Regions from separate parts of the Homo sapiens genome. Here region 1 is linked to region 2. Evidence: read pairs that join two places in POLR2A ChIA-PET (ENCODE). Cell type or tissue: CD4-positive, alpha-beta T cell. All regions are shown on one strand. Region 1 overlaps CHURC1-FNTB (CHURC1-FNTB readthrough). Region 2 overlaps CHURC1-FNTB (CHURC1-FNTB readthrough).

Region 1 (4,000 bases), 61 kb after region 2:
AAAAATAAAAATAGCTGGGCGTGGTGGTGCACACTTCTAGTTCTAGCTGCTCAGGAGGCCGAGACAGGAGTTCAGGGGTTTGAGGCTGCAGTGAGCCATGATGGCACCACTGCATTCCAGCCTGGGCAACAGAGCAAGACCCTGTCTCAATAAATATATGAATGTGTATATTTGTATGTTAAAATATATGTATTTATATAGAGAGATGTGAAATGAAAATAGTTTAAAAGATTTAATTTACATACATTAAAAATATAGATGATGATATGCATAGATAGAACCAGAAAGATACATGTAGTAGTTATTTCTGGACGATGGGGTTAAAAGTGATTTTATAAACTTTCTGGGCTGGGCACGGTGTCTCACACCTGTAATCCCAGGGCTTGGGGAGGCCAAGGTCGGCAGATCACCTGAGATCAAGAGTTCGAGACCAGCCTGGCCAACATGGGGAAATCTTGTCTCTACTAAAAATATAAAAATTAGCCTGGCTTGGTGGTGTATGCCTGTAATCCCAGCTACTCGGGAGACTAAGGCAGGAGAATTGCTTGAATCTGGGAGGTGGACGTTGCGACGAGCCAAGATCATGCCACTCTACTCCAGCCTGGAGGACAGAGTGAGACTCTGTCTTAAAAAAAAAAAAAAAAAAAGGCCAGGCGCGGTGGCTCACACCTGTAATCCCAGCACTTTGGGAGAACGAAGTGGGTGGATCACCTGAGGTCGGGAGTTTGAGACCAGCCTGGCCAACATGGAGAAACCCCGTCTCTACTAAAAATACAAAATTAGCCAAGCGTGGTGGCGCATGCCTGTAATCCTACTCAGGAGGCTGTTTGTTTGTTTTTTGAGACAAGAGTCTCCTTCTGTTACTGCACTCCCGGCTCCTACTCAGGAGGCTGAGGCAGGAGACTCGCTTGAACCCGGGAGGCGGAGGTTGCGGTGAGCCAAGATTGCACCACTGCACTCCAGCCTGGGCAACAAGAGTGAAACTCCATCTCAAAAAAAGAAAAAGAAAAAGAAGAACTTTCTGGCTGGATGTAGTGGCTCATGGCTGTAATCCCAGGACTTTGAGAGGCTGAGACAGGCGGATTACTTGAGGTCAGGAGTTCGAGACCAGTCTGGCCAACATGGTGAAACCCTGTCTCTACTAAAAATACAAAAAATAGCCAGATGTGGTGGCTGGCACCTGTAATCCCAGCTACTCGGGAGACTGAAGCAGGAGAATTGCTTGAATCCGGGAGGCAGAGGTTGCAGTGAGCCGAGATCACACCACTGCACTCCAGCCTGGGTAACAGAAGGAGACTGTTGTCTCAAAAAACAAACAAACAAAACATTTTTTTTAAGCTTACTTGCATTTTCTGAAGTTTCTACAATGATCTTTTATTATTTTGTAATTAAAAAAGGAATGGTTTAAAAATAAGCTGATTTGTCCTTATTTCAAAAACCACTTGACAGTTAATGAGAGTTTCTGCTTCACAGATGCCTTAAAAGCTTTACCTGTGGTTCTTCTACGCATTGATTTAGTGAACTTTTAAACATTTCTTAGACTTCCCAATAATGTATTTTGCTTTGTGCCTAGGAGGTGGTTACTTCTAGGTGCAGAAAACACTTGTTATGAACAAAGCCTACTGGCTCTGACCCATAAGGAAATAGATTATTTTTAGTAAGATACAGATAAATCTTAAGGACTTCTATATAAATAGAAGATTTTTTTTAGACTAGCTGAAATAGAATATTGCCTTTTTATTTATCTTGCACAGGGAAATGAAATGCTTTGAAATGCGTTCAGTTTTCTTTCTTCATACAAATATATTAAGGTGACCTAGAGTCAAAAAGTCTAGCTCTGCAGTTTTATTATTTTCCTGCCTTCTTTTCCCCTGCATGTAACACACACGCCCCCTACACTTACACAAAGGTTTCTCTTTCCTATTTTGTTCACTGCTGTGCTTCTATTTGTTTAGGGAACAATATGATAAGCTGGGTTCCCTCTAGTGGACAAAATACTTTTGTCAGCTGCTATGACCGCTGACCAAAGCCAGCAAGGCGAGGTTGTTACTGCTGGTATCAGAGGTTTCAAGAATAATGTATTCATAGCCTGGAATGTTTTCTTTATTTTTGGTAGAGACAGTGCCTTGCTGTGTTGCCTGGGCTGGTCTCAATCTCCTGGGCTCAATTGATCCTCCTGCCTTAGCCTCCCAAAACACTGGGATTATAGGCGTGAGCCACCATGCCCAGTCCATAGGTAGGACTTCAGCTTGCCTCTTTTTTTTTTGAGAGTCTCGCTCTGTTGCCCAGACTGGAGTGCAGTGGCACGATCTTGGCTCACTGCAACCTCCACCTCCTGGGTTCAAGCAATTCTCCTGCCTCGGCCTCCCGAGTAGCTGGGACTACAGGCATACAGGCGGGAGCCACCACACCCGGCTAATTTTTGTATTTTTAGTAGAGATTGGGTTTTACCATGTTGGCCAAGTTGGTCTCGAACTCCTGACCTCAGGTGATCCACCTGCCTCAGCCTCCCAAAGTGCTGGGATTACAGGCATGAGCCACCGCGCCCGGCCTTTTTTTTTTTTTTTTGAGACGGAGTTTTGCTCTTGTTGCCAGGCTGTAGTGCAGTGGCATGATCTCAGCTCACTGCAACCTCCACCTCCCGGGTTCAAGTGATTCTCCTGCCTCAGCTTCCCAAGTAGCTAGGATTACAGGGGTGTGCCACCACGCCCAGCTAATTTTTGTATTTTGTAAAGACAGGCTTTCAACATGTTGGCCAGGCTGGTCTTGAACTCCTGACCTCAGGTGATACACCTGTCTTGGCTTCCCAAAGTGTTGGGATTACAGATGTGAGCCACCGCACCCGGCCTAGCTTCCCTCTTTTAAGAGGTTATATGCACACATTTATATGTGTTTATCTAAAATGAATTAATATTTTGGAACTAGACTAAGTACATTTGCTTTGCTTAATGGTTTTGGCACTGAAGGAAGCATCCTCTAATGAGAATCCCATTCTTTGTTACTGAAAGCAGCTTCAGTGAAACAGAGCAAAATAAAATTCACAGGGAGACCATCGCACTGTTAAAGTTATGTTTTTAGCTTCTGTAAGATTTAAAAATTGCCTTTAACTTAAAAACCATTTTAGGACATTTCAGCTTGTAAGATTTTTCCAAAGATAAATTCAAATTTTGCTATTTCAGTGTTTTATCCTTTCCCTTTCAAAAGGTTGTTAGTAGCTTATCCCCGGAATAGCCCCTTAAATATTTTTCCTTTTAATTTTTAAGTCTAGTTTGTATGTTTCCTTACCTTTCAGTGAGGACACCATATCTAGGCCTTTGTCTCCTGGGCATTTTTCCTGGCCAGGTGCTGTTGGCACCTGGTGGGTGCAGGTCAGAGGTGCTGCTAAATATCCTCTACAGGACGGTCCCTGCACCAAAGAATTACTGAGCCCCAGTGTCAACAGTTGAGAAACTCTGCTCTAAAGTAGCCAACTTTTTTTTCCTTTGAGGCAGTCTTGCTGTGTCCCCCAGGCTGGAGGGCACTGGTGCAATCTCAGCTCACTGCAACTTCCACCTTCCGGGTTCAAGCGATTCTCGTGCTTCAGCCTCCCAAGCAGCTGGGACTACGGGCGCATGCCACTATGCCTGGCTAATTTTTGTATTTTTAGTAGAGATGGGGTTTCACCATGTTGGCCAGGCTGGTCTCAAACTCCTGGCCTTAAGTGATCCGCCCACGTCGGCCTCCCAAAGTGCTAGGATTATAGGCGTGAGCCACTGCGCCCGGCCTATAGTAGCCAACTTTCGACCTGACCATTCTTCCAGAACAGCAGCCATCCAGAGACTTGCCGGTGCTTGATGAAGAGTCAAATAACACGTCTGACTCTGTGAGCAGCAGAGGCCACCCGGAATCAACAAGAGATGCTGCCCGTCTTCACCTGTCCATTGTCATATTCTACCTAGGGAAGGAGATTTCCTCTTCACTATATCAAGCTGAAGCTGTTTTAGTTAGTACGAGAACAAGC
Region 2 (4,000 bases):
TAGGCATGAGCCTCCGCACCAGGCCGATTTTCTTAAGTGTAGAAGGAGAATACTGCTTCCCTCCTAAGGGCTGTGCTGGGATAAATTAAACGATGTATGTGAAGCACTGACAGCGTAGTCCTCTCACTCCTACCTTCCCTCTGCTGAATAAAGGCTTCCTGGGGAGTCAGGAAAACCAGCCCAGAGAACCCTGAAGTGGAAGGCATTACAGAGTCCTGGCCCCTACTAACCAGGTACCCTTGCCAGCCAAGGGACTAGAGCATCAGCAGCATCAGAGGTGTGTGAGAAATGCACATTCTCAGGACTCGCCCAGCCCTACTCACTCTTCTGCACAAGAAAGTTTCAGAACCACACCCAGGTGCATAGTGCTTGTCTTTACAGCATACCCCTGAGCTATGGAATCCCTCAGCTCTTATGCGGGTCCCATGAAGTAGGCAGGAGTAGGTATTATTGTGAGCCACAGGGAAGCCAATTCTCATGTTCCCACTGACTCATGTTCCCACATCCCACAGCTGAGCTGGACTGGAAAGCTGGTGTCTTAAAACCCACCCAGGGTATGCTTCACTCGGCCAGAGGCTTCCCAACCCTGGGAGGCTGAGGAATCTTACCACCTTTTCCCACATGCCCTGGCATACCCGATGCCTTTTCCCACACACCCTGGCATACCCGATGCCTTTTCCCACACGCCCTGGCATACCCGATGCCTTTTCCCGCACACCCTGGCATACCTGATGCCTTTTCTCTTTTTTCTTGACGGAGTCTTCCTCTGTCGCCCAGGCTGGAGTGCAGTGGCACGATCTCAGGTCACTGCAACCTCTGCCTCCTGGGTTCAAGCGATTCTCCTGCCTCAGCCTCCCAAGTAGCTGGGATTACAGGCACGTGCCACCACACCCAGCTAATTTTTTGTATTTTTAGTAGAGACGGGGTTTCACTGACATTATGCGGCATCTAGAAGTGAGGCAGGGGGCACATGAGGAGAAGCCCGCTGCTGTGGTCTGAAGGTCTGTGTTCCTCCAAAATTCCCATATTGAAACTTAATCCCCAGTGCAGTGCTGGTGGGAGGTGAGGGCTTTGGGAGGTGACTCAGTCGTGATGTTAGAGCCCTCATGCATGGGACTAACGCCCTTAGAAAAGAGGTCTGAGGGAGCTTGTTCCCTCTTCTGCCATGTGAGGATGGAGCTAGAAGGTGCCACCTTTGTCACAGAGCATCAGCCTTCACCAGACACTGAATCTGCTGGCACCCTGATCTTGGACTTCCCAGCCTCCCAAACTCTGAGCAATACATTTCTCTTGCTTTAAATTACTCAGCTAAAGGCATTTTGTTACAGCAGCCAGCCCTAACTAAGACACCCACCATAGCCTATTTTCTCCTTCCTCCTTGGCATGGTTCATGATTCCAGTAAGTCCAGATTCATCACCCCGACAGTGTCCCTACAAAACAGTCTACTTCCTTTCTTGGGTACAGAAAGAAATAGGGCACAGAAGTGTTAAGAAACAAGCAAACCACTTCTACACAGCTCTGGCAGAGGTTCTCGGAGACGCTGAGAGCCCCAGGAGGAGAAAGTCAGACAGATGGGCCCTCTCCCAACCAGGTGCCCAAAGCACGGAGAGCAGCTCATTGTTTTTCCCGGCACATTAGATATGCCCATCATGGTGCCTGCCACACCCTGTGTCCCTTTCTGGCTAGAACAGCTCAGCCCCAAACCTCTGCTCAGAGAAGCAGGGCTGGGTGCAACATGTTCTTTGTGGAGAAGCAGGTTCAGACTGGACCATCAACAGGTTTGCTGGTGACCCACAGGGTGACCTGGCCAGCAGAGGCAAGGGAGCTTAGCTAAGCCAATCAAACCAGCTCACTCCAGGCAGGGCAGTGGGGACTGACCAGTTGGTAATGAGCAGGGCATGAGGCAGACAAACATGCAGAAAGAAGCGGAGAGGCCTAAGGATGATGAACATGCTGACTGCAGTTGGGGCTGGGGACGGTGGATCCTAGCACAGCCATGGGTCCAGACCAGACTCCAAGTTCAGCCCATGGGTATCCATAGAGCACATGCCCCTTTTCTTAGTGACACCTGAGAGTGCCTCAGGATTGGCCACTGCTGCCTAATGGCTCCCCCAAGCTAGTGAGCCAGATGCTTCAACAAGGGGGCTGGAAGGAAGACCTCCTAAACCATCGCTCCCTGCTCCTTACTGCCCCCTATTTTTGTCTTCTAGCCTCAACTACACAAAAAGAACCTAAGGGGCAGAGAATACATTTTGTGGTTGACAAAGCATTTGTTTTGTTTGCTCGTTTTTAAAATCTCTGCCACATAGTGCCAGCATAGTGCCAGGCATAAAGAAGCAATTCCAAAACAAATTCTAAATAAATAAAAAGGCCAAGCACAGTGGCTCACACCTGTAATCCAAACACTTTGGGAAGACGAGGTGGGAGGACTGCTTGCGCCCAGGAGTTCGAGACCAGACTGAGCAAGAAAGTGAGACCCCATCTCTAGAAAACAAAAAACAAAAAACAAAAAAACCCAGGTGTGATGGTGTCCACCTGTGGTCCCAGCTACTCGGGAGGCTGAGGCAGGAGGATCACTTGAGTCTGGGAGGTTGAGGCTGCACTCCAGCCTGAGTGACAGAGCAGGACCCTGTCTCAAAAAAAAAAAAAAAAAAAAAAAAGCAATTCCATGAGGGGGATCTCCCCCTCACCCCAGAGAGCATAAGAAGGGCTGCATGCCTGAGGCTTAAGAGCAGGGAGACGTGTCCTGCCACCTGATGCCTCAGACATTGGCAAGAAAAGCTCCTCAATCAACTGATGGTGCCATGCAGCCATGGCCTGAGGCAGCAGCCCTGGGCCCCATCCTCTTCCTGCTGTGACTCTGTCTGTATGGTGTCTGCCCCAGCAGCTGCCAGGCCACAACTGGAGCCCGAGGGTGCTGGGACAGCGCTGCTGTTGGAGAACTGGGAAGACAGGCAGGGCCCTCCTCTGGGCACCGGGGGCAGGGGCAGGATAGAGGGATGCAGCAGGCGAGACACCCAGCACTCACGTGACTCCTAAGCTAGCTCGCCTTGGGTGGGCAAACAGGGAAAAACTTGGTGCCTCCCCAGTACAGCAGTGGAGGTGCTGTGACGCTTACAGAAAGGAGCAGGCAGGGCACATCCACACTAAAGAACACCCCTTCCCATCACTGTCTGCCTCCCTAGAAAGCCCTAGAAAACATGGAGGAAGTGTGGCTCAAGACACAGAGTGTCCTGGCCATTAAGAGCACAATTGGGAGGTCAAGTTTGGTTCCAACCCTGCCTTTATCACTAATTACCTGCATGGTGTTGGGGAAGCCAGTTAGCCTATCTTTGCCTCAGTTTCCTCACCTGTAAAGTGGGGGTGACAGAGGATTCTCAGAGAATTTTTTTTTTAAGATTGTGAGATAAGGTGTAAAACCCATAACACAGGGTCTGGCACGCAGAACTTTATTAAATGTTAGCAGAAGCAGCCGTCAAGCTCCCTTAGGGAAGCATGAGATTAGCGAGCCCAGAGCTGCAGGAGGGGGAATGGAAAGAGCTCTAGGATGTAGAAGGAGGCTTATGTTGGGGAGAGGAAGGAGAGTGGGACAGAGAGATGAAGCCCAAGCCAGCACTTGGCTGGAATGTTTCAACAAAAAGAGGAAATGCCGCCCCCTGTGGGGCCCAGATGGCTCCTGGAGTCTGGCTACAACCTCAATTCTGGCACAGGTAGGGTGTGCCTACTAGCGGGCCAGCACCTCATGGGTTAAGGGCAGCTGCCAGCTTGCCTGCCTGCCAGCCAAGCTCCGCATGCTTCAGTGGAAACAGGGCTGCCTCTGGGTGCCAAATGTTATCACCAGGATCAACCACAGCCCAAAGGACCAGCAGTGCGACCTGAACTTTTCATTAGTAATGAGACTCCACAACGAGGAACAACCTAATACACCTGAAACCCAAGGCAGACACCCAATCCCCAGGGCCAGGCCAGCTCCAGTTACCAAGCACAGGTCCCAGGAGT

Evidence for each region. Peaks named below come from ENCODE experiments on the same cell type or tissue, not always from the same donor. Only the 100,000 strongest peaks of a DNase experiment are listed, where the experiment ranks them.
Region 1: POLR2A ChIA-PET joins it to region 2 with 6 read pairs; 6 of 35 experiments call an interaction of 5 or more read pairs at or near these places.

Annotation. Positions count from the first base shown.
Region 1 is chr14:65,018,182-65,022,181 of GRCh38, forward strand. The region is part of intron 6 of CHURC1-FNTB (CHURC1-FNTB readthrough); the gene reads left to right. All of the region lies in intron 4 of FNTB (farnesyltransferase, CAAX box, subunit beta), which reads left to right. It also overlaps a transcript of MAX not described here. Among named protein-coding and RNA genes, the nearest start is that of MIR4706, 25 kb to the right of the region's middle. RefSeq lists a silencer at 1,840-1,889. In CD4-positive, alpha-beta T cell, no CTCF peak of the experiment used is centred here; a DNase peak (open chromatin) is centred at 1,980.
Region 2 is chr14:64,957,212-64,961,211 of GRCh38, forward strand. All of the region lies in intron 3 of CHURC1-FNTB (CHURC1-FNTB readthrough), which reads left to right. All of the region lies in intron 1 of RAB15 (RAB15, member RAS oncogene family), which reads right to left. Among named protein-coding and RNA genes, the nearest start is that of RAB15, 13 kb to the right of the region's middle. RefSeq lists an enhancer at 2,900-3,418. In CD4-positive, alpha-beta T cell, no CTCF peak of the experiment used is centred here; no DNase peak of the experiment used is centred here.